2 separate regions of the Homo sapiens genome follow, and region 1 is linked to region 2. A link is an interaction called in ENCODE POLR2A ChIA-PET data of the cell type or tissue named here. Cell type or tissue: PC-9. All regions are shown on one strand. Region 1 has its middle 76 kb from the start of PLEKHG3. Region 2 overlaps FUT8 (fucosyltransferase 8).

Region 1 (5,000 bases), 900 kb before region 2:
GTGTGGGAGTTGCCTTTTATTTTTACCTGTGTATTTATTCATCTGGATTGTATGATAACTCTAAGAGGACAGGTCTAGTCTTCACCACTGATACAGTTTGGCTGTGTCCCTACCCAAATCTCATCTTGAATTGTAGCTCCCATAATCCCCACATGTTGTGAGAGGGACCTGGTGGGAGGTAATTGAATCATGGGGACGGTTACCCCCATGCTGCTGTTCCTGTGATAGTGAGTGAGTTCTCATGAGATCTGATGGTTTTTAAGGGCTTTTTTCCCCCCTTTTGCTTGGCACTTCTTGCTACCACCATGTGAAGAAGGACATGTTTGCTTCCCTTTCTGCCATGACTGTTAAGTTTCTGGAGGCCTCCCGAGCCCTGCTGAACTACGAGTCAATTAAACCTCTTTTCTTTATAAATTACCCAGTCTTGGGTATGTCTTTATTAGCAGCATGAGAATGGACTAATACAAACACTATCAGCAAGAAGTGTCATAATGGCACTGCCAAGGGGAGGTGCCCAGTGAGGCTTTCTTCAAATGAAAAGACAATATAAGCTTCAAGAGGGTGAGGTGGAGGGGTTTGCTGTTTTATTTATTGCTGTAACCTCTAGTCTGGGGGTGGGGATCCACTGTGCTATGTTAGAAGCATGATAAGGGAAAGAGAATCACCATCTTTACTGTTCCCATAGGTGTAAAAACCACTTACAGTTCCTTTGTCAGGAGTATTGGAGACCTATGTGCTTGTCACATAGTAGGTACTAAGTAAATATATACTTTTTATTGAATTAAGTAAGCATTTACCCTGATATAGGCTAGAAGCCTTTTTAAAAGGTTATGACCTGGAGAAAGTCATGGCAAAATTTTTGCAGAGCCCAAATTCCAGATCACTCCATCCATTTAACATTTACTGAGTGCCTACTATATGCTGGGCACAATAATAGATGTTTGGGATACAAAAATGAATCAGATATGAACCTGTCTTCAAGAGGGCCACAGGAGGTTTTTTAACTAAGGGGAAAAAAAGCATTGCAGGAGTTGGGCAGAATCAGAGAGGTTGTTTAGAGAAGTGGATAAAAGCATGGGTCCTGGCCTCAGGCAGATGAAGTTTTAAATATTTATCTAAGCCTAAATTTTCTTATCTGTAATGAAGGATAATCATCATTTCTGTTTATTGTAAAGGTTGTTGTGAGAATTAAATGAGCTAATGCATGAGGCTCACTTTGCACACGGCATGGCTTGCACTAAACACAGTAAACACAAAGGGTCCTGATATGGTTTGGCTCTGTTTCTCCACCCAAATCTCATCTTGAATTGTAATCCTCACATGTCGAGGGAGGGACCTGTAATCCCCATGTGTCAAGGGAGGATGATGATTGGATCTTGGGGGTGGTTCCCCCATGCTGTTCTTGTGAGTTCTCACGAGTTCTGATGGTTTTATAAGTGATTGGAAGTTCCTCCTTCACTCTTCTCTGTCCTACCACCTTGTGAAGAAGGTACCTGCTTCCCCTTCCACCATGATTGTAAGTTTCCTGAGGCCTCCCCAGCCATGTGGAACTGTGAGTCAATTAAACCTTTTTCCTTTATAAATTACCCAGTCTCGGCTGGGCAAGGTGGCTCACACCTATAATCCCAGCACTTTGGGAGGCCAAGGTGGGTGGATCACCTGAGGTCAGGAGCAACATGGTGAAACCCTGTCTCTACTAAAAATACAAAAATTAGCCAGGTGTGGTGGCTCATGCCTGTAATCCCAGCTAATTGGGAGGCTGAGGCAGGAGAATAGCTTGAACCCAGGAGGTGGAGGTTGCAGTGAGCCAAGATTGCACCATCGCACTCCAGCCTGGGCAACAAGAGCAAAACTCCATCTCAACAAACAAACAAACAAACAAAAATTACTCAGTCTTGGGCAGTTCTTTAGAGCAGTATGAGAACAGATTAATACAAGTCCCATAGAAAGAGCAGTGTGTTTCACATGGGGAGGCAGTGGTCACAAAAGACTCCTCAGTGGGGGACTCAAGCGAAGTCTCCAAGGATGAGTGGAGGTTCAAGTAGGCAGAGAGGAGGGTGTGTTAGATGGGACGATGTCGAGGAGAACGATACACAGTTCTTCTAGGTCCAGCAGATGAAGGAGCCCCAGGAAGCCACTGGGGGAGGGCTCAGTGCAGAAGCTGCCATGACTACTCCCTACCCAACACACAGCCTTTGGCAGTTTCCGCTCCCCTCCATGGGATCTCTGTAGTGTCACCTATGCATTTAGAGCACCCTGAACCACCACACTGACCCCTAGGATGTGCTTCAGCTACATCCCCAAGCACATGGAAGATATGCACACAGCAATGGGGTGACCATTTGTGAGTTGTCAGACTTCAGCAGGGCGGGGCCAAACACCACCTGAAACTGCCTTGGTGCCAGGCTCTAAGCATTTCACCTATATTAACTCCTTTAACCCTCACAATGAGCCAAGAAGGTAGGTACTATTATTTGTCCCATTTTATAATTGGGAAAACAAAGGCACAGAGAGGTGATGCACTTTGCTTGAGGTCACATAGCTAGGAAATGGTGGAGGAAGGCTTAAAGACAAGGCAGTCTAGTCCAGAGGTGGGGCTTCTAGCCACCATCCTATGCTGAAAGCATGATAAGGGGTAGAGAATCACAGTCTTTACTGTTTCTATGGGTGTAAATACCACTTCAAGTTGCCTTTTGAGGAGAGTTGGAGACCTATGTACAGCTCACTGAAAATCTAAAGACTATCTGCACACTCTTCCCAGAAAACACAAGGTTGCAAATGTAATTCTAGTGGGTTGTGGGTCCCCTGAAGACTATCTGTGGACGCTACAGGCCTGTGAACTTGAGGTTAATGGGTGTGAGATTTCCAGTGTGGCCTGGAGACAGGGGTGGGGGAGGGAAGTGCGTTTGCTGGAGAGTGCCAAGCAGGGGGCAGACTGGTTCTGAGGCCATGGCCAGGCCCAGCTGAGCGCAGATGATGTGCTAGCCAGGCTGGCCGTGACTGCGTGCTGCCCAGCTCACTGCTTAGCTCTTTGGAGATGAAAGTGCTCGCCTCAAACTCTGAATCATCCCTTGCTATTTCTTTACATATTTTTGCAAGAAGGAAGTCTTTATTTGGAATGATTCACGAACATCTTATAAATCAAGAGATACACAAAACAGACTTCAAGGAGCTATAGAAACCTACAGAGACACAGAAGCTATAAAAACAAACTGTTTCCAAGGGCCCTGTGCTGTGGCAAAGCATGTCTCACATGCAGGGAAAAGAAAATTAAAATCAACCCTGTAAGAGATAGATTAGAAATCTAGTTAATATAATGCACAGCTATTTTCTTTTTTAATAAAGGGAGTCAAGGTAATACATACACATGATTAAAAAGTAAGAAATTTGGCTGGGGGCGGTGGCTCAGGTCTGTAATCCCAGCACTTTGGGAGGCCAAGGCGGGTGGATCACCTGAGGTCAGGAGTTTGAGACCAGCCTGACCCACATGGAGAAACCCCATCTCTACTAAAAATACCAAAAATTAGCTGGGCGTGGTGGGCGCCTGTAATCCCAGCTACTTGGGAGGCTGAGGTAGGAGAATCGCTTGAACCCAGCGGGTGGAGGTTGTGGTGAGCCGAGATCATGCCATTGCACTCCAGCCTGGGCAACAAGAGTGAAACTCCGTCTCAAAAAAAAAGAAAAAGGTAAGAAATTTGGAAAGTCCAGCAATAAAATCCAACAGCTGCATCTCTCCCCAGCTGAAGTCCCAAACTCTAAACGTAACTACTTTTACTTTTTCTGCTTTTGCTGCTTCTGGGAGCTACCTTTTTCCCTCTAAATAATATGCTTACCTTCTGTTGTTCTGCTCCGACAGACTAGGATTTAGATATGTCACCACCCTGTGACCCCACCATTTCTTTAGAGCTAAATTCCTATTTTTCACTCTATTGCATTGGTTAAGAATGTAACTTTGAAATGCAGTTGGCCCTCTGTACCTGTGTGTCCTGAATTCTTGGGCTCAATCAATCACAGATCAAAAGCATTTGAGAAAAAAAATGACATCTGTACTGAACATGTACAGACTTCTTGTCATTATCCCCTAAACAACAGAGTATAACAACTATTTACATAGCATTTACATTGTATTAGGTATCATAAGTAACCTAGAGATGATTTATATGGGAGGATTTATGATTTATAGTGGAGGATTGCATGGGTTATATGCAAATACTACACCATTTATATCAGGGACTTGAGTATCTGCAGATTTTGGTGGAGGGTCCTGGAACCAATCCCCCATGGGTACCGAAGAACAACTGTATATATACTTAAGTCTCTATCTCTCATTCATTCCACTTTTGCGAATCTGTCTTGTTTCCCTACTGTACAGATGAGAAAAGGAGGTTTGGAAAGATCATCCCTTGCCCAAGACCACATAGTTGGTAAATGGTAGAGCTGGATACAAGCCCAGGTCAGCCCCTACCATCCCCAGACTACAACTACTGTGGTCCCCGAGACATTTTTGCCTGACACCTATCCCTGAAGGGGTCAGCTGCTATTTTTACACCTGTTACTATGCAGAAAGAGAAGTCTCCCCCAGGACTCAGCTCTGCTGTGGATACCACATTAGCAGGTGGAAGAGGGGGGTTTACAGAATGGATTGCAGAGGACAGCAGTTCAGTCCTGGAAGTCTTGGACCCATTTGAATTCCGTCATTCTCTTGTTGCCAGAAGCAGGATTAAGAGTTACTCCAGGTTATTTTAAACCAATAAAGGTTGTCAGGTGGCAGTCTGCTCAGAGGTTCCCTGTTCAGCACTGTCACTCAATAGTAGCAAAAGACAACAAAGGTGTGGAAGTGAGTAGCTCTTTGCCTAGTGTCCTGCCCCAAGTCTGGAAAGACAGTAGAGGTCTCACTGGTGTCACCCTCACTGGGAGTCTCCCTCCTCTATGGAATGGTGGAAGACTGTTCTCATCACTCTTTGATAATTTAAATCCCAGATCAGACCTGGGTACAGCTG
Region 2 (5,000 bases):
TCAGACTGCTGTGCTAGCAATGAGCAAGGCTCCGTGGACATGGGACCCTCCGAGCCAGGCGCGGGATATAATCTCCCGGTGTGCCATTTGCTTAAGACCATTGGAAAAGTGCAGTATCAGGGTGGGAGTGACCCGATTTTCCAGTGTCATCTGTCACAGCTTCCCTTGGCTAGGAAAGGGGATTTCCTGACCCCTTGAGCTTCCCAGGTGAAGCGATGCCTCACCCTACTTCAGCTCACGCTTGGTGGGCTGCACCCACTGTCCTGCATCCACTGTCTGACAATCCCCAGTGAGATGAACCTGGTACCTCAGTTGGAAATGCAGAAATCACCTGTCTTCTGCGTCGCTCAGGCTGGGAGCTATAGACTGGAGCTGCTCCTATTTGGCCATCTTGGAACCATTGAGGATCAAAATAAAATTGATAAGATACACAGAAGACTGGTTAACTTTCTGTATGACAATGAAGCCATATAACTTAAGGGAAACTGAAGTTATATGGCTTCATTGGAAACTTGGATGTAAATCTTTGAATTTAATTTAGATATCATCAAGATCTTTATCATCATCTTGAGTATCATAAGATACTGGATTTTATCATCTCTAGGACCAAGTATATTGGTTTTATTGATTTTAGCAGATTCTAGAAACTTGCCATATGCCTTTAGACTTCTAGCTTCATGTGCATGGTATTTTAAAATAACATCAGATTTGTTATCCTAATAGTCTCACAGACCAACCAGTATAATGTCTGAGGTATTTATTCACTTCTTTTTTCTCAATTTTCCTCTCATATGACATAACCTCTTTACACCATCAAAGCACATTGATTCTAATCATCTGTTTTCCTTCATTTTGATTACCTACTCTTGTCTATCCCCTTTATATACCAACTCTCCTTTTTGGGGTTCTTATTTTTACTCCTGCCTCTATTTTTCTTTTTCTTTTTCTTTTTTTTTGACACAGAGTTTCACTCTTGTTGCCCAGGCTGGAGTGCAGTGGCACAATTTTGGTTCACCGCAACCTCTACCTCATGGGTTCAAGCGATTCTCCTGCCTCACCCTCTGGAAGAGCTGGGATTACAGGTGCATGCCACCACACCCTGCTAATAGTTTTTATTTTTAGTAGAGACGGGGTTTCACCATGTTAGTCAGGCTTGTTTCGAACTGCCGACATCAGGTGATCCATCCATCTTGGCCTTCCAAAGTGCTGGGATTACAGGCGTGAGCCACCACGCCCGGCCTCCTGCATCTGTTTTTACCTCCCTTACCTTACTCTTGGGCATGGCAGCAATGGCAGCCTTACGGTGTCCTGGACTCCTCTCTGGTGGTTGTGTTGGCTGTGGTGGCTGCTATTTTGAGGGGTGTGCATGAATATGTAGTCCCAGGAGGCTTGGTCACTTAGCGGGGGATGTTTTGCAACCAAGGTCTTTAGAGGCATGCTCAGTGGCAGCAAATCTTTAACTTCTTTTTTCATCTTTTGTTTTTTGTGCTAACATTTTTAAGGTTTTCTAGGGCAGTCTAGAGTAACATTTACTCTTGTGCATTCTTACCCTCATTTCTAAGATGGACCTCTATTGAGTGACTCTCTGTTGGATGTCCCAAGGATTCATTGAGGACTCTGTCTTGCCTGTGAGAACTTAAATGATTCCTGGCCCTTTGTGAGCTCTGGAAATTACTCAGCACTAACTACATCATAATTTTTCTTTCCTGGAAATTGGTTTTGCTCTGTATCATTGGTTTTTACCCTATGCACATGTAGATTAGTATTGATATTCAGGTAATTTAAGGATATCCTTTTTTTAAAGAAAATAGGTCTTTCTGTAACTCTCTCACTTCAGGAACTTTCCCCCAAAATTCTTGTTGTGTTGGCCTTTCTGTATTATGACCTCTTGTGTTTTTTAACTCAGCAATGGCACTAGATTCTATTAGGGTTTCACCTCCTACATACTACAGTCCCAAAAGTGCTTTCAGAGAGAAATCTCAGGCAATTATAGGGCTCACCTTTTTGTTTGTTTGTTTCCCTTATTACAGAAATCAGTTTTGAGCTGATTTTCAATGTCAGATCATCAGTTGTGCAATGTCATATACATTGTTTGTCCAGTTTTCTAGTTGTTTACATTTGGAGGGTAATTCTCGATCCTATTACTGCTGCATGGGTGAAGGTAGAGGTCTCCTAATACTTTTAAAATTGAGAAAATCCTTAGCAAGTGATATGTCTCACCCATTTCAAAGTGAGTTCAAATGCTATTATATGTAAAATTTCATTTTTAAATGTTATTTAAATTAATTTTAGTAACAACATTTGTGTTATTCTTTCATACATAGCTGTTAAGTAAAGCCTGCTTTGGCTGCTTTTCATCTAATATTAGTTACCAGTCAACTGATGCGTTAAATTAAAGTTGATATAACTCTAATGATTTATAAGAGTTGAATCTTTTTAGTACTTTAATGCCCTACTGAAGATCACTGCCTGTTTTATGGTGCTCTTGCGTGTATGCTCTTACGTTCTCTCTCTCGCTCTTTCTCTCTCTCTCTCTCTCCCTCCCTCCCCCTCTCTTCCTCTCTCCATCTCTCCCCAGAATTTGATGTAACAACACCAAAAACCTCATGACTTTACCATATTTTACTGTATCTCAACAGATAGAATATAAGACCAATTTTTTTATTGGTAAAAAGTATGGGAACTTTTTACCAATAAAAAAATTGGTCTTATATTCTATCTGTTGAGATATAGTAAAATATGGTGTTTAAGTTTACTACTTCTTACTCTTTCAAATTCCTTCAAGTAGCTTAAAAGCATTGGAAATTGTAAGCAGAATGCTAATGTAAATTGGTGGGAAGTAATTGGGAATGTCTCATTAAATATGACATTAAAAAAAGGACGTTTAAAAATTTTTTTCGAAAGGATATGAGGTACTCACGAAAGATTTAAATTAATGGCTCTTATGCTTATGATTGAGTCATTTGGTGACATTAGCTTCATTCTTTATTATTTAGTGCTTACAATATTTGAGTTCCTGTACTAGGTGTGAAGTGTACCATATCTGATTATTATATGTCTATGCTATTCTTAGAAGAGGAACTTGAAAATCTTAGGGGAGTGTTTGAAGATGAGCCAGTTAATTAGCATTGTGATTTAGGTGTTGTGTGCCCAGGGCATCAGAATTGTACATTGTGAGTCTTAAAAAAAAATGAGGAAATGTAGAGCCATAATTTGGATACCTCTGAAGAGATGAGGGTCAGGGTTGTAATTTTAGGTGAGAAAACTACAAATGCATTAATTCTGACAAATGGCCACAAAATTTGATTTCATTACCTTTTACTATTTTTGAACTATTAGTTTAGGTTCAGAGGTATCTGTACAGGTTTGTTATATACGTAAACTTGTGTTATGGGGGGTTTGACATACAGATTATTTCATCACCCAGGTACTAAGCCTAGTACCCAATAGTTATGTTTTCTGTTCCTCTCCCTGCTTCCACTCTCCACCCTCTGGTAGGCTCCATTGTCTATTGTTCCTTTCGTTGTGTTTATGTGTTCTCATCATTTAGCTCCCACTTATAAGTGAGAACATGTGGTATTTGGTTTTCTGTTCCTGCATTAGTTTGCTAAGGATAATGGCCTCTACTTCTATCCATGTTACTGCAAAGTACATGATCTCATTTTTTTTTATGACTGCATAGTGTTCTGTTGTGTATATGTACCACATTTTCTTTATCCAGTCTACCCTTGATAGGCATTTAGGTTGATTTCATGTCTTTGCTATTGCAAATAGTGCTTCTGTGAACGTAGGCATGCATGTGTCTTTATGATAGAATGATTTATGTTCTTTTGGTTATATACCCAGTAATGGGATTCCTGGATCGAATGGTAGTTCAATTTTTAGCTCTTTGAGAAATGGCCACACTGCTTTCCACAGTGGTTGAACTAATTTTACACTCCCACCAACAGTGTGTAAGCATTCTCTTTCCTCTGCAACCTTGCCAGCATCTGATTTTTTTTACTTTTTAATAATAGCCATTCTGACTAATGTGAGATGGTATATCATTGTGGTTTTGATTTGCATTTCTTTAATGATTAGTGATGTTGAGTGTTGATCAATGTTGGGCTTTTTTTCATATACTTGTTGGCTGTATATATGTCTTCTTTGGAAAAGTGATCACATCCTTTACCCACTTTTTAATGTGTTTATTTTTTTCTTGTGAATTTGCTTAAGTTCCTTATAGATGTTGGAAATTAGACCTTTGTCAGATTCATAGACCTTTACAGTTGCAAAATTTTCTGTCATTCTGTAGGTTGTTTGTTTTCTCTGTCGATAGTTTCTTTTGCTGTAGAGAAGCTCTTTAGTTTAATGAGATCCCATTTGTCAGTTTTTGCTTTTGTTGCAGTTGCTTTTTGTGTCTTTGTCATGAAATCTTTCCCAGGTCCTATGTTCAGAATGGTATTGCCTACGTTGTATTCCAGGCTTTTTCATAGTTTTGGGTTTTAAGTCTTTAATCCGTCTTGAGTTGATTTTTGTATGTAGTCTAAGAATGTGTCCAGTTTCAATCTTCTGCATACGGCTAGCCGGTTATCCCAGCATCATTTTATTGAATAGGAAATCCTTTCTCCATTGCTTGTTTTTGTAGGCTTTGTTGAAGATCAGATGGTTGTAGATATGCAGTCTTATTTCTGGGCTCTTTGTTCTGTTCCATTGGTCTGTGTGTCTGTGTTTTTTGTTTTGTTTTGTTTGTTTACCAGTACCATGCTGTTTTGGTTACTATAGTCGCATGATATAGTTGGAAGTTGGGTAGCATGATGCCTCCTGCATTGTTCTTTTTGCTTAGGATTACCTTGGCTATTTGGGCTGTTTTTTGGTTTCATATGAATTTTAAAATAGTTTCTCTAATTCTGTAAAATGTCGTTCGTAGTTTGATAGGAATAGCATTGAATTTGTAAATTGCTCTGGGCAGTATGGCAATTTTAATTTTAATGACATTGATTTTTCCTGTCCACGATCAT

What was found. Peaks named below come from ENCODE experiments on the same cell type or tissue, not always from the same donor. Only the 100,000 strongest peaks of a DNase experiment are listed, where the experiment ranks them.
Region 1: POLR2A ChIA-PET joins it to region 2 with 7 read pairs; 1 of 35 experiments calls an interaction of 5 or more read pairs at or near these places.

The regions. Positions count from the first base shown.
Region 1 is chr14:64,626,158-64,631,157 of GRCh38, forward strand. No RefSeq gene overlaps it. Among named protein-coding and RNA genes, the nearest start is that of PLEKHG3, 76 kb to the right of the region's middle. In PC-9, no CTCF peak of the experiment used is centred here; a DNase peak (open chromatin) is centred at 3,104; H3K27ac peaks cover 1,143 bases.
Region 2 is chr14:65,528,293-65,533,292 of GRCh38, forward strand. The region is part of intron 2 of FUT8 (fucosyltransferase 8); the gene reads left to right. It also overlaps the pseudogene EIF1AXP2. Among named protein-coding and RNA genes, the nearest start is that of MIR625, 60 kb to the left of the region's middle. In PC-9, no CTCF peak of the experiment used is centred here; no DNase peak of the experiment used is centred here; H3K27ac peaks cover 549 bases.